Regions from separate parts of the Mus musculus genome. Here all the other regions are linked to region 1. The links are chromatin loops, found by intact Hi-C in ENCODE. Cell type or tissue: left cerebral cortex. All regions are shown on one strand.

What was found. Peaks named below come from ENCODE experiments on the same cell type or tissue, not always from the same donor. Only the 100,000 strongest peaks of a DNase experiment are listed, where the experiment ranks them.
Region 2: it touches region 1 in a loop (6-fold over the local background); 8 of 42 quality-filtered maps call a loop at or near these places.
Region 3: it touches region 1 in a loop (4-fold over the local background); 3 of 42 quality-filtered maps call a loop at or near these places.

What each region holds. Positions count from the first base shown.
Region 1 is chr19:15,033,409-15,038,408 of GRCm38, reverse strand. No RefSeq gene overlaps it. Among named protein-coding and RNA genes, the nearest start is that of Gm46645, 300 kb to the left of the region's middle. In left cerebral cortex, a CTCF peak has its summit at 2,639 (motif pointing right); DNase peaks (open chromatin) are centred at 1,586, 1,796, 2,056 and 2,654; H3K27ac peaks cover 532 bases.
Region 2 is chr19:14,594,716-14,599,715 of GRCm38, reverse strand. Tle4 (transducin-like enhancer of split 4) reads left to right here and starts at 1,533. Exons shown (of 20, transcript NM_011600.3): 1 at 1,533-2,348; 2 at 2,862-2,959; 3 at 4,063-4,126. The coding sequence starts at 2,304. In left cerebral cortex, no CTCF peak of the experiment used is centred here; DNase peaks (open chromatin) are centred at 2,787, 3,317, 4,121, 4,901 and 2 more places; H3K4me3 peaks cover 4,255 bases; H3K27ac peaks cover 2,932 bases.
Region 3 is chr19:15,867,246-15,872,245 of GRCm38, reverse strand. No RefSeq gene overlaps it. Among named protein-coding and RNA genes, the nearest start is that of Psat1, 55 kb to the left of the region's middle. In left cerebral cortex, a CTCF peak has its summit at 2,717 (motif pointing right); DNase peaks (open chromatin) are centred at 2,735 and 3,113.

The DNA of each region.
Region 1 (5,000 bases):
ACATATGCATAAAAATGGCACATGAAACTCACATCTTTGTATGCCAACCAAAAGTTAATTTTATAAAGCCAATGCAAGAAACATGTATTACTATATTTAAATTTTAACTGTTCTGATACCCATATTTAAATGTGACTTACTTCCTTTGCAAATGCGTACATTCTGTTATATGTATTGAAATATTAATCCCAGGATAAAGGCCTCAGACTCCACTGGGCCTCTGGAAAAGAACAGGGCTCATTCACGTCTCTGCCTTGGAAGAAGTCCTGTCTCCAGCTCCATCCCTCACTGTGTTGTTCCCAATCAGAAGGAGGGGAAATTATCCGAAAGGAAAGGGTTCTAGGAGGTAAAAGCAAAGTCTTACCTTGCCCACTCTCCCCTTGCATCTGCATGAAGGCAGAGAGAGCATTCTGGTCCTCGCTCCTGGCATAACAGGCTCCAGAGTGATCCATCTGTGTCTTGTGGTCATCTGTCTCTTTCTGAGCCAGAGAACCAGAAAGCACTTAGGGTCCCACCTTGTCCAATTCATCTTTGAAGATCACAAAACTAATTATATCATCTTTGACTTGCCTGTTTGATCCATACATTTCTTCTGGCTTTTCTTTAAGACACGGTGATCTTACTATGTCATCCAGGCTGACCTTAAACTTCTGGACTTAGTCCTCCCCAGCCATGAGTATAGCTCAGGCTATAGACATGTCCCAATGCATCTGTCTCATGTCTGTTTCTTAATTATTTCAAACCTAGACAGCACAGACCAGCACCTGACTTGAGATCCTTTGAAGCTTTCCTGAAGTGAGTGTCTAGCTGCCGTTGCATCCTCTTTTCCTTTTGAGTATGTTAGAGTGACGCAATGCAACAGACTTCTACCCAGGAAGGTCCTTAATTGTTCCTCAGGCAGTACTGGTACTACAAACAAAAATTGAAGTGATGCACTTAGACTAGAACCTTAGCTTATTTGCATTGCTGCCCTTTATGAAGTTATAATATTCAACCTCATCATTGTGCAGCCCATGAATTCCACAAACCAGTTGTAAAGCTTCTTCCTTAGCCACTGGGCACAGTCTACTGAAGCTCCACTGAAGAGATGCTAGATATTTTTCTAGAACCTCAGACCAAACATTTTATCAAGAGCAGTACCAAGATCAACCTTTTAGGGAAAACATATTTAACCTTTGTGTAAACTAAAAGAGGACAGTCATGGTTAGCTATGTATTGTGCAAGGACATAAAGCAGTCAAGATGATAAAACCAGAACTTCAAATGGGTTACCATATCAGCTCTATTTCCCCATGTGCTGTTTATTGGCACATTTGATATGCAAAGCTCTCTGCTGATCCCTTTTCTCTACAGTTCCCATAATGCTGTGAGCAGGAACTAGCAATAGCCTTTCAGAGTGAAAGAACTGAAGTTTAAAGAAATTAAAGTGTCTTTCCCAGGGCCATTGGTAATGATGGGACTGAAGAGTAAAGCTCTTAGCAATAGTTCCCTTCCCCTTTTCTCCTGCTGTATCACGCCTCTCCTGAGTCTGGCTCTGCCTCCAGTTCAGAAGCTGCACTAAGTTGCACAGCTCCGTGCACTTTCATATGGTATCTAATTTAAACCTCATGAAGTGCTACATGAGTCATATTATCACCTAAGATCACATAAGAGTTAGGAAGTAGAAGAAATGTATTTGAGCGTCAGCTCTACAGAGCAGACATTTGAATCCCAGTTTTAACCCAAGTCAAAATTTGATAAATTTCTATTTTAAAAGCTTTGATGGTAATCTCTCCCGATTCACAGCCTCGAGGCCTATGGGAGGTAGAAGACAGGACACAGAGAGGACACTGCCAAGAGAACTCAGTGCATACATAAGGCAGCTGCTTGGGCTTTCATTGTACTTGCATTTCCAATGGGAGGATTTGCTTTAATAAGCCCTAGTGAATTCTTCTGACTCCCAATGCAGACAGCTATTTGCCTCAATATGATGACAGCATATTTCCCTTTTGGAATGTTGAATGAAGGGTTGAGATAATGGTCAGTCCTCCCCCTTCTGATGAAAAGAGAAGGCTGGGAGAACACAGCAGCTTTGACGTTTGTCAGCTTGTTAGCCGGAGTCTTCAGGACATGTCTTTATTTCTGTAGTCAGCCCTAGTTGGCGCTAACAAAGAGTGACTGCAGTCTGGGTATAGAGGAAATTTCATTACTGTGTTAAAAATAATTGAGTAAAGAGACCAAGAAATAAGGCCAAGTTGGATGCAAAATGTAAGATGTAAGGCCAAACATAAGATGAAACCATGCTTATTCGGGTTACTTAAGGGGTAACAAACTGCTGTTTTGAAAACTAGTTGTTTGGGGACATCTCATGTATAGAAATATTGGACATCATCTGTAATTGTGCTGAGTAATGAGAAAGACACACCTGCTTCAAGGCTAATATGATAATGACTGTATGAGAGACCAGAGGAAAGATATCTAGGGTTATACTTTCTGACTTTTGGGGCTTGTTCTGCTAAAAACAAAAGCCTCATTAGGGGAGTTTGAAATGAATTATATTTCTCCATTTCTCTCACAATTAATTTTCAGACAGCCCAGTTACAATTTTCAAGTTAGATGCTTTTGCCCTGAGCAGGGTGGCATGAGACAGCTGAGGACCAGCAGAGGGCAGTGCTGAGCTGACGCTGGCTCTGGCACTTACTTGGGGCTATAAAATTGTGCTTGTTATTAAATGAAATCTTACGGCTAACTCAGCCACAGAGGAAATTAAACTGCTAATTATGTGTGTTTAAACCACTAAAAAGGGCCCGGTTGTTGCTCTGGATTTCAAGAAACACCTACCTCATCTCTGGATTTAAAATATGCAATTATGCCTAGAAATAGTACCTTTTAACAATTATATGCAATATATATTTTTTAATTTGTAGACTTATCTGTTTGCATAGCCTATCTCTTTTAAAGCAAATAAGCAATATATTGGTGGCTTTAGCATTGTCATTTCCTTATAGAACATGCCAGTGACTTTAACTGAGCAATCCATGCTCAATTTACATACAGGTCAGAGTTTTAAAGGATTACCATATTATTTTTTGGTTTTAAAAAATAACCATATTAATCTTATGATAGCACACCACACACATACACACACACAGAACAGAACAACAAAAACAAACACATTAAAAAAACAACAACAACAACAAAAAAAAAAACAGGATTTCTGCGGAGACAAAAATTTGCAAACCTGGAAAAAGATCTAGGTTTTTTGTTTGTTTGTTTTGCTTTGTTTTTCCAAGAAAACCTAGTTTTCTGAAAAGAAGAATAATGATTCAACTGTAGGTGATGTCATTGTCAAATTAGCCTCATGACTGAGTGAAACAGTCATCTCAGAGAGGATGAATGGGCAACAAGCACCCAAGACCGGGTGGGGACTGTGCCTGGCAACTTGGTAGCTCTCCATGCATCACCCTACAAGCCAAGGGGAGAGAGAATTTATTTGAGGTAGCAACAAAAAAAATATATAAGTAGGAATTGACCATGAGGCTCTGTCAGCTGAATGATTGTGTGGCTCGGGCCCTTGCGTACCCAACTTGTTTTCATTTTTATATTCTCGAGATCTAACTTTTCATAGTGTTTTCCCAAGGCCAGCTGGAGTGCCTTTCCCCCTTCTAAATTGGAATCTGCATTTCAACATGTCTGCAGATGATTGGCCTGATTTGAGACGTGCTATATATTGGGTCTTATAGCTAATAATTTCATTTCTCACCAAAATTCATTTCCCAGCATTTTAGTATAGAAATGGTTCATAAAGCCCCAAATTACTCATTTGCAATTAATTAAAGGAAGTTTTTGTGTGTATGCCAAATGCTGCTGTTTCCCCTTTTGCGACAAACAAACTGTTTGAAAATCTGTAACGGATTCCTTTTTCCAGCTGGATCTAACACACTGGCCATTCCAGACTTCAAGAGATTCCTAGAAGGATGAATGCCACCCACAACAGGCTCTTGTGGATTTACTTTCTGCGGTTGGCCCTGCTGAGAGCCAGCTCCAGAGTTCACCACCCTGTCACGGCTCTTCTGTCCACTTTACTGCATGCCTTTTATGGGTGTCATGAAAAAATGATAATGACCCGTTTTCTTACCCATCAAAAGCTATAAACCAGAAGCCTCTCCCACGTTCCTGGAGCAAGAAGGGCAGTGTGGCTAAGTCAGCCTGTCAGAAATGATGAGGCTCTCCACCTTGGCGAGTGAGATTAATCTAAATCAAATACTTCCCAGCTTGCCAATTGTAGCTAATTCCCTTGGGGAAGTACAAGAGCTACGCGAAGCGGGTACAATCTGCTCAAACCTTTGGTAAGGCCAGGCAGGTAAAACCCTCTAAGCTTGTTAATGTCTTGTCCTGCTAGGCTCTAGGATGGACTCAGAAATCGCTACTGCGCCTCAACCCCACATTACAAAGAAATGATGCTTTCAGAGATGCAAACCAAATATCCCAGGTTACACAGCTGATGGCTTGGTTCTGTGCAGACAGCCCTAGTACCTTGATGAAACTGCTCCCCACGTTGCCTTCCTTCTTCTGGGCCAGGAATCATCAGGCGGCCTAAGGTGCCAGGCTTTGCACTTTGCAAGCCGTGAGCTGAAATACTCCTGCAACAAAGGAGAGTAACTTATGCCTGCCTGTGTGTAGGCTGTGGGCAGTGGAAGAGGCAGGCTCTCGGGCTGCTGAATGTGTATGCCTCTAGGAGTGGGGGAAGGCGGGGATCCCCCACCCTAAGATGTAGAGTGGGCCCCTGAGGCTCAAAGGCCAGGAACAGGAAGGACTCCCTCGGTGACAAAGCAGGCTACCTCAGTGACCTGTCTATTCCACCTAAAGCAAAAGGAGAGGCCTGAGGACCCCAGGTCCAGCCTACCCAGTTTAGCAAAAGAAACTGCAGCAATAACATGAGATTTCCTTTTGCTTTGTGAGCACTAACTCGGGCCTTCCCCATGAAGCCCTTTTCCCTCTCTCTATCTTGGTAATAGGGAT
Region 2 (5,000 bases), 440 kb after region 1:
TCTAAGAAGCAAGTTTTTTTCAAACAGGCAAAATAAAGCCATTTTGCTTAACTGATAGCTTTAAAAATGCAGTCCTAATATGCAATTATTGTTGAGCTTAAAAAAAAAAACCCTCACGTGTTCAAAATCCTCTTTATGTGAATCCCCTTTATTCTGGATTGGCCGCATTTTAATAATTGGGTATGAGACAGAGGCAAGTCCTCCATCCTCTTATTTTGGAAATTAAATTTACAGAACGGAGGCATTGTATGAGCCTCAGTTCTGGATTTTTAGCAAGACTACTGCAGTCTTTCTTTGCCTCGGTGTCCTCAGTGGCCAGTACTAGTGAGGCCCACAGAACGCCTTGAATTGGGCATTAAGCTACCGGTTCCTCTGTCGTGGAAAGCGCTATCATTAGGAAAAACGTTTTTCCCACATTTGTTGAACCAACAGCACCGTATTAGCCTGCACTTCGAGTTAAGGTGGGACTCAGAAATGAATGTCCCAAACACAGCAGCCTTGGCTACAATCCTGCTTGACTTTTTCCGAATTCTTTTGATTGCCCAGGGGTCAGAGGTTCCTTAGCTCAGCCTTAAGGCTCCCAACACCCGCCAAGTCTCAAAACTGCCTCGGGCGGGCTGCCACTCCCGGGTTCTGACCCTCTTCCGTAGGCCATCACAAGCCCAAGGCCCGACGGTCCACACTCGGACCCTCTTTCAACCCCGGAGTAAGTTGACTGGTGCCTCTAAAGAAAGGGAATGTCAAGAGTCTGCCGGCCGGGAAGCTCTGGGACCGGCCCAGTGCACGCCTCCCGGCTGCGGCTCTAAACCGGGCCGACGGCGTCCGCGCTCACGCGGAAAATTATGCCGGCTCCAGCAGCGCGTAAAATGGATGTGAACCGCACGGAGTGGGATCAGCGCGATCCTCCCTCTCTTGTCTCAACAGGGGTTTCGGCGCGTTGCACAAGGCCGAGCTTGTCTCTTTACGGAGACATCGGGCCCTAATTAGTGCGCACCCCCGCGCGGTCGCCAGGCCTGGGCTCCGCGTCGAACGGGAGATGAGCCTCGGAGGGCGTCTTCGGACCGGCCTGCAGTCTCACCGCCATCGCCGCCGAAACCTGCTTCTAAAGATGCAGCCAGTGCAGCAGCGACAGCAGCCGCCGCGGCTCGCCACCCCACGTTACTTTGATTGACAGCTGAACAAATGTTTCCGCGGTTCGAACGCTCGCACTAGGGAACAGCGGCCAGGGCGAGGCTCCGCCCCGGGCGGGCCGCTGCGCCCCGCCTCCGCCAGCACCAATTCTTTGCAGTTATTGGTCGGAGCTCCACGCCACGCCCTGTCCCCACGTGGGCCTAGCCTGCCCGGCCCCGCCCTCCTGGCTTGCCATTTGTCAGCGGTGAAATGATGGGCAGTAACACAGAACCGCGATTAATGTTCAGCCATCTCCGATTGGTTGATGCGGCGCCCTCGCGCCGCGGGAGGGCGGGGCTCCTGGAGAGCGCCGCGGAGAGCGCGCGGGGCTAGCCGGAGACTGTAGTCAATCTGGAGGCATCCTTGGCCACAGTAGCCGCGCGAGGACTACATCTCCCGGGATGCTCCTTGGGCCCTCCGCGGATGGTCGTGAATATGTATCAGAATGTTAATGATTAGCTGCTGCTAAATTTGGTCAAAGAAGTCACCTACACAGAGCGCGTTGTTAGAGCTGTTCCGAGCGGGCGTTCGGCTGTTGGCTGCCTTCTTCCCCCTCTTACACACTCGTGTATTATTTTGAGGTGGTGTTCGCAGAGTTTGAAAGAGAATTTTAAAAAGCCGCAAGCGTTTCGCTCTTTTATTTTTATAATCCCCTTCAATTTGGGGCTAAAAAAACAGGAAGGAAGAAAAGGAAATGAAATGTGGTAAAAGAAGCTAAAAGGTGCCTTTTAAAAGATCGTTGCTGTGAAGTGAAAAAAAATCTCCAGAGAACCCCCAAGCGCCGCGAGACCTCTTCCGAACCAAAGGAGTTTGCGCTCGCTCTCAGGGAAGAAGCGACCATTCATTCCGAGGAATAGCAGCCAATTAAAAGACAAATAAAAAAAGTTTGGAGTGGGGCGCGAGCAGGCGGGCGGCGCTCGGCGGGCGCGGGGCTCGGCGGGCGCAGGACGGACGGTGCCCGCCGCCCTCAGTGACGCCCGCGGGGAATGCGGAGCCGGCCGCCCGCGCCCAGCCGCCGCGCCTGCCTGCCGCCCGCGTCACGCGAGACCCGCAGGCCCGGGACGCCGCCGCGGGGCCCTCGAAGCGGATGAGCCGCGCGCCTCTGCCTGGCGCAGCCAACTAAAGCGGCGTGGATGATTCGCGACCTGAGCAAGATGTACCCGCAGACGCGCCACCCGGTGAGTGGCGCCGCGCCCGCAGCCCTGTCCGCGGCCGGCCGCTCCGAGGGTGCGGGAGGCGACCGACTTGTAGCCATTTTCTTATTGTTGTCTCTGAAGCCCCGGGAAGCAGCGCGCCGCCGCTCTCCGCCCGCGCGGCTCTCCCGAGGGGGGCGAGCCGGGCGGCGCGAGTCTGCGGGGTGGAGGGCGCCGGCGGCCACAGGCCGGACTCGCTCTGCTAGCTGACGGCCGCTCGACGCCATGGCGCGGCTGCCTCCGACGGGCCACTTTCGATTCCGGGTAGGGAGGGATGGGAGAGCCGGGCCGGGGGCTCGGGGGTTTGGGGGGTGACGGGGGGAGGCGGAAGCCAGGCTGAGAAGCTGAGCCGAGGGAGGCCGCCCGGAGGCACCGGGACCCCAGCAGGCGAGCGAGAGGCGGGAGCGGCGCGACCAACCCCCCCACGTCTCGGACCGCGGGCTGTCCACCCCCCACCTGCGATGTGGGCTAATTAAATATTTTATTGTTGTTCTTTAGGCACCGCATCAGCCTGCTCAACCCTTCAAATTTACAATTTCAGAATCCTGTGATCGGATTAAGGAAGAGTTTCAGTTTTTACAGGCTCAATACCACAGGTAACGATATTGACTTTAGCTGATCCTTCTGTTTGCTTAGCTCTTGTCTTACCCCCTTCCAACACTACCCCCCTCCTCCCCCACCCCCCCACAAAGGTATTACCATTTCCCCCCTGTGGGCAGAAAAGGCAAGTCAGGGCCTCTTTTTCCTTTAGGCAGGTGTAAAGAAATTAAGCATTTTCTTCTCCGGTAAACAGAAAAGGAAGCAGAACAATCGAAACTGGGGAGACTTGGAAAACGCTGAGGCCAAACTTTCGATATTGATTTATTGGGTCAGGAGGCTGGAAGGTTGGGAAGATTCTGGGGCCCTTTGACTTCTTGCTTCTTTATTACTCTGGGCTGCATTTCTTCCTTCTACCATCATGGCATAATTTAAGAGCCAGGGAGTTAAGCAGTGAGCCATTTCATTACTTTTATTAAAAAAAAAACAAATAATAATAATAAAAACAGGACACCCCCCCCCCCCAATGCTTTTGTGTTCAACGCTCTTAGACTTGGAGTGCTTTTGAAACATGTTTGTTTCACCGGGTCCTTAATGATGCAGAATTCTTATTGCAAGAGCCCAAACAAGCTGCTGGACCAGATCAACACCTCCCACCCCCACATGCTATTCAACTTGTCTGTATTTTTTGGAGGGGGAAAAACAATTTGTCAGGAGACCGTGTTGATTCTGATTTTCATTAACCTCATAGAATATTAATGATAGAACCTTCCCTGTGGCATTTTCATGGACCTAACTTTGCTTATATATATATATATATATAATTATTAGCGATGTTTATTTCCTTGTTTTAGTAAGTGAATTTAGTGAAGAATAGTCAATTCTGGGTGAAGTCTCAGAATTCAATTGGGTAGAGGGTTTATTTCTTTAAGACATAAACCCCTCTTTCCCAACCCCCACAGTTTAACCTTATCAAAGAGGCAAGTCCTGGCTGGTTCTTGTCACTCCTTCCTCTCTCCTCCCTTTCACTAGTAAAGTGCTGTTTGATACCATTGATTTGACAATAGGAGGTGATGATTTAGAGGAAACGACGTGGATTTGGAGTTGGAAGGATACGCGTTAAGTTCTACACTGTACTTAGTTGATTTTATGTCTTGAATAGTCTGAAGCTGGAATGTGAGAAGCTCGCCAGCGAGAAGACAGAGATGCAGCGGCATTATGTCATGGTAAGAAAACTGTGTCACAGATTCAAAGTGCTCATTAGCTTGGGAGACTGAAAGCAAGAATACGTTTTAAATCGCTGGAGGCTGCAGGATCCATCACAGTGGCCCTGCCAGTGTTGTTGAGGCTGTGGGTATGTGTCCATTAGCAACCTGTAATTCTAGGTGGTTACAGCTTGGCTTCGACAACCAGCTTTGATTTAAATTTTCAAAAAGTTCAGTTGCGTGGGGTATAATTTTCTGTGCTTTGTTTTTACAGATTTTTACAAAAGTGGAAAAAAGAACTCATTTATTTTTTTTGTTTAGTCAGAAGCAAAATGTTTTTGTTAGTGGTTTTCTTTGTTGTTTTATTGCTTTTGCTCCAGTTGTAACCAGACAGCTTTCCTATACACTCTTAACATTGCATGCACTGTATGCCTTTTAATTAATGATTCGGATAGGAAATGACACCAGACCCCTTCTCAGAAAATTTCCCACTCCTCATGTTAATCTGTTTATATTTTTCTGTGCATGCCTTCAATTTCTATAGTGTTATTTTGGTTCTTAGGAGCGCTGATTTGAGCTGCCAGATTTTCTGTACTGTAGTTACACGCCCATTCAGACAAATCAAATCTATGTTTACAGAAGTATAATGAAGCATTTTTATGATTCAGAAGTATGTTTGGGGTTGAAAGAGCTTGCAGGCTGGTGCATTAATTTCCTACCCAGTTCCTCTGCTTTGCATGTAAGAGTGAGTAGTCCACTCTAAGCAAGAAACCGAACTCTGAGGAAACATCACCTTTTTCCAACAGTTCTTTCAAAACCTCAGCATTTGTATGAGATGCTTCTGCTGTGCTTAGGAATTAGGAGTCACGTGGAACCAAATTTTCATGACTTTTTC
Region 3 (5,000 bases), 830 kb before region 1:
GTTGGATTCCATCCTCCCCAGTAGTGACCTAGACATCAAAGCCAGAGGCCTGTCTGCATCATTTTCTACTTCTATGTACCATGTCATCACATACTTAGCAGTTGACCAGATGTTAATTTGTTATCCCAACATTTTTGTAGCTTAAAAAAATGGGTGCACTATGGGTATGTTTCCTGCTGTGCATGTGTGGTGTTGGCCTAAGGCTGTGGCTCTCATCTGGAGCTCTGTGTCCACCCAGTTGGTCAGCTCATCATTTACCCACTGTTGGCAGAACCCACTCCTTATGGATGCAATGAAAGGACCCCTTACTTTAATGTTTTCAGTTGAGAGTACTCAGCTCCTAGAGTCCCCGCACATTCTGTATCTCATGGCCCCACAACTTTGAAACCAACCATGGATTCTTCCAGTTACTGGAGTTGCTAGTGTCGAGATCGGGCAGTCCTGGTCAAGGCGTGATCCTGCCCATCACTTACTTGTCCCTGTCTTAGCTCCTGGGTGGTGGTCTGATAAACTGTCAGACAGAGTGAAGACTCTGGCTGATACTAAGCTTCAGCCTTTTACTTCTCCCAACATGAGATTTCATGAGATATTCCAAGTTCATGAAGACCACTGTTTCAATAGTCTGGTAGCCAAATTCAGGGGCACAGTGTCTATGTAGTGTATCTTCTTTTCTGCCAGCCTGGTGATATTCCTACACCATCTCTCTTATGCTTAGATTCTCCCTGGCCTGTCTCTGACCTCTAGACCCAGGTTTAAAGAGCCCATCTTATCCAGTCAGTCCCATGTGATTGGATGACTGGGAGATGGTATATGACACTGGAAAGGAGCATCTTTGAGCTATTTTGGAATTCTGCTACCAAAGCCAGTGAGATGACTTGATAGCTTCACTTCTGCCTATGCCTGACCCACCAGTGTCCTCCTTCCCCTCCATCATTCAGTGGTGTAGATGAAGGAGGACACAAGTGTGAATCTGACTTTGAAAGTATTCCCTAATGAAGGAGGGAGGAAGGAGGGGCAAGTCTAACATTGCTTCATGCTGGAAGTGGGGTTTCATGGTGTTTGGAAGAGTCTCACATAGATCACCTGCTTGAGACCCGACCTCAACAAGGTGACAACAAGCATTCGTGTCTTTTTTTAAGTGGCATTCTGAGTGGTCTGAGATAGGGAATCACAAATAACGGCCAGTCACCTCTGCTTATAAATACAGTGTTACACCATAGTGTTTCCTAGTCACCGGTAAGATGACTTGTCTCCATTTGAGTCACTGGGATAGAGACCTTATGGTCAACAACATCCAATGTGCTATCTGTGTCTACCCTGCTGCCTCTTGGCTAATGTGTTGCTCTTTGTCTTAGGTGAGAAACATTACTTAGAGGGCTGATGTTGTAGCTGAGTGGCAAAAATTAGCTTGCCTCACATGCATGCGGTCCTACGTACTGAAAAAAAAAATCATTTGTTGAAAAGAGGACTGCTGGGGGGGGGGTAGCAAGATGGCTCAGCAGGTAAAGTTGTCTACAGCCAAGCTTGATTACCTGACTTCTATCCATTTTACTCACAGGCTGGAAGGAGAGAGCCTGTTTCTGTCTCCTGACCTCCACATGTGTGTACTGGGACACACTCATGCCTCTGCCCCCTTCTTCAAATACATAAAATGAAAATTTAGAAGAAACACAACTTAGAGCTTGGAATAGGTCTGAATTCTGGGAAGGGTATTAGAGTTGTGTGGGGGAGCTTTGCAGGCAATTCTCAGCTCCATAGAAGCATTGCTCTCAGGCCACCCTTCCCACAGGCCGAGAGTAGAGTGTTAAGCCAGCTGTGATTGGCAGGCATGGGTCTTGCTCTTAAAACACCTCTGGACCCCTGTTTGTTTCTTTGACCTTGGCTGAGGACACAAAATGCTTACCTAGGATGACTGTATGTTCAAGAGTAGAAACATTCATTAAAGAGGCGCCACTGCGTATGCAAGGGACTCAGCCTATAAGTGAGATAGGCCTGGCTGGGCTTTGCTGATATCTGCAGTGTCCAGGCATCTTCCACAGGAGGAGAAACTTCCTGTAAAGCAGCTTCCCATTATGTGTGGCACATTGAGGACAAAATCAAGCTCCTTAGACATTCAGAATTCCCCGCAGATCACCGACTATTGCAAGAGGTCATAGCTGATTACCATACCACGAAGTCTGCGAGGGAATATTTAATTTTATGATTGAGATCCCTGGTACTTAGCAGGAAACCTCTACCCTCCCTTCTTTCTGAGGTTAATGCTTTCAAAAATCATTGCCCGATGAGCTCATGCAAATTCAGCCATCTCTAGAGTTGTCGAAGGAAAGTTTTTTAGACAAATTGCTACGCTCTTGCCACATGAATCCTCATACGATACAGGACTCCAGTAATACTTAAAGTTTCCAGGGAGTTTCATATTTTACTAAAAGGGGAAAAAAATCAATCTTGAATCTTTTAGTCCAGTGACCAAAGAATCACTTGATTGATTTTGTTCTGCTCTGCAGGTGAGCATGCAATCCGTCCCAATCTGTTCTTATTGGGTTTGAAGTTGACTTTTCCTGAGAAGTTGTAAATCAAGTGCTATGTGGATAATACTGTGATGCTAGGCCCTTGTTACAGCCACTTTATGCAGCGTATACAAACACCCCTAGGTACAGTTTCCTTCCAATGGTCTCTCCAATTCGGAGTTTATGTTTGCCACACTTGATTCTTCTTCTCGACAGCAGAGGGAGGCAAAGCTTTATGCAACCGAGCCGAGCCTTAGATCCAGGCTTCAGGAAAGAACTCACATAACAATGAATTCTGACAAGGGTGATATAGATCTGCACTTGCACACACACACACACACACACACACACACACACACACACACACGAACACAAAAGCACAATTTGCAAATGAGTTCATTTTATTTTCAGTTCTTAAACGTATCACTTTGAGAACCAAGAACAAGAAATCTGTAGAGGATGTGGGGAAGGCTTTTTCACTTTGATGAAATTTAGTGGTACCCTGAAACATTGGCTGGATAATATACAGAGTGCTTCATGGGCTGGGTGAATTAACACTCTAATCAGGCCCCATGGCTGAGTTCCAGCTAGTGGGCCCACAACTGATGGTATTTTTTGTTCTTCAGTCAGGGAAAAGCCAGAGCTACAGAAAGCTAGGGCAGTATGGATCCCAGCTGTGACTGATTTTAAGGCCTCCTAGGCAAGTGCCTTTCCTGGCTGCCCATCCACACAGGGTTGCAGCTGGGAGCTTGTGGCCTTTGTGGAAGGCTTCAGGGGGTGGAGAATTCATAGGCATTTATTCTAAGCAGCCAGCAACCTTGGCTAAACTCTTCCTCTCTATACTCTGTGGATCTGGAGGGGGCAAATGAAGAGATACAGCACCTTTGGATGGGCCATATGAAACTTTGAGTTGGTTTCACTCCAGAAATGAATTCACGAGGCAATCGAACACAACACCAAATACTTTTGGAAGCAGTCTTTGGGTGACTGGCGTGGGTGGAGCTTGCCTGCCATGGCCCCAAAATGCTACCTTGGACAAGACTCCTGACCTTCCCTGTTCTCTGTAGAATGGGGAGTGTAGTCTGATGTGCCACAGAGGCTGTTATGAATACCCAGTGAAATGTATCTTTGAAATGACCAAGAATTCTAAATCATGTATGTGGCAAATTGTGTCTGAGTTTGAGGTGGAATGAAATTTGACTGGGCCAGGAAGAGCCAAGGACTAGACTAGAGTGAAGCAGGCAGCGTGGCTGAGACCCAAAATTTAAGGAGGAGTATTCCCTTGCAGGCTGTTCTGCTGTCATCTCTGAGAGTAAGACCCTGCAAACCCATGCTTCCTTAAATGTTGTGCTCTAGACACTCTGCTTGTCTCAAGTATGATAACACTGGCCCCGATCAGGAGTAAACCCCTTGCCTGCTAACATTCCGAATGCAGTCCATATTAATCGTAGAGCAGTTCGTCTTTAGCTAACTTACATTTGCAGAGGCAAGCATGGAGAGACTATTTCTTGGGCTTACTTCCTTGTACTTTTTCATTTGTTTGCAACCTTAAGCTGGTCCTCTTGCCCCCATTTAATGGACAGTAGAGAAACATGTAAAAGAAAGAGATCTGACTCCCCGAACACACTGGAGGGCCCTCACACTTCATCGTGGAGTTGGAGTGATTCTCTTGCTCAACTGAAGATAAAATGTCATGTGACAAACACTTTGCTCCTGCTTTGCCCAAGCCTGGAGGTATTTGTTCTAGGATCTGTCTCTTTTGAAAACCAGAGGTTCCCCCCCCCCCAACCCCTGTTTCTGGTCTGCCCATCAATCTTTATTTATAATTTCTTATCTCATTTAGTAAGGCAGTTTGGGCAATAATCCATCTTTTGCAATCCCCCAGTCCAGGGCTGGGGTGCAGCCCAGAAGTAGAGTGCTTGTCCAGCATGCATGGCAGTCTGGGTTCCATCCCTGGCACAAGATGTGGGTGGGGCCACTCCCAACATAAGCGCCTTGCTCTAGTTAGTTCCATAAAAGAATCTGAGTGCTAAGAAAGCAGTCCTCAGTAAGGATGAGAGAGGGTGTCGACACCTCAGGAGCTCACTTTGCAAATATATACACACATGTGGGTATCTTCCTCAGCTCCTACTTCTAAGATGGGGGACACAGTGTAGCTGATGTATGTTAACTGGCTAATTTGACGTATCAGTGTGACCCAGGGATCTCCATTACTAGAATTTGGATGCTAACCTCATTGCCTTTGATGTCTGTCTACCTGTAGTCTACAAAGCTCTTCACTTCTACCTGTAGTCTACAGACCTCTGTGTTTCTACCTTTTCACACTTGCAAATCATCTACCGAGCTATGCATTATTTCCTTATATACCTACAAGCTTAAATGCTGGTCACAAAGGGTCGTGAGAAGGGATCTTGGGTACTGGACAGGAGGGAATATGTCCCCGCTGTTGTGTTAGAATGATCAATGTATAAATACTACTTTTTCTGCTTAAAG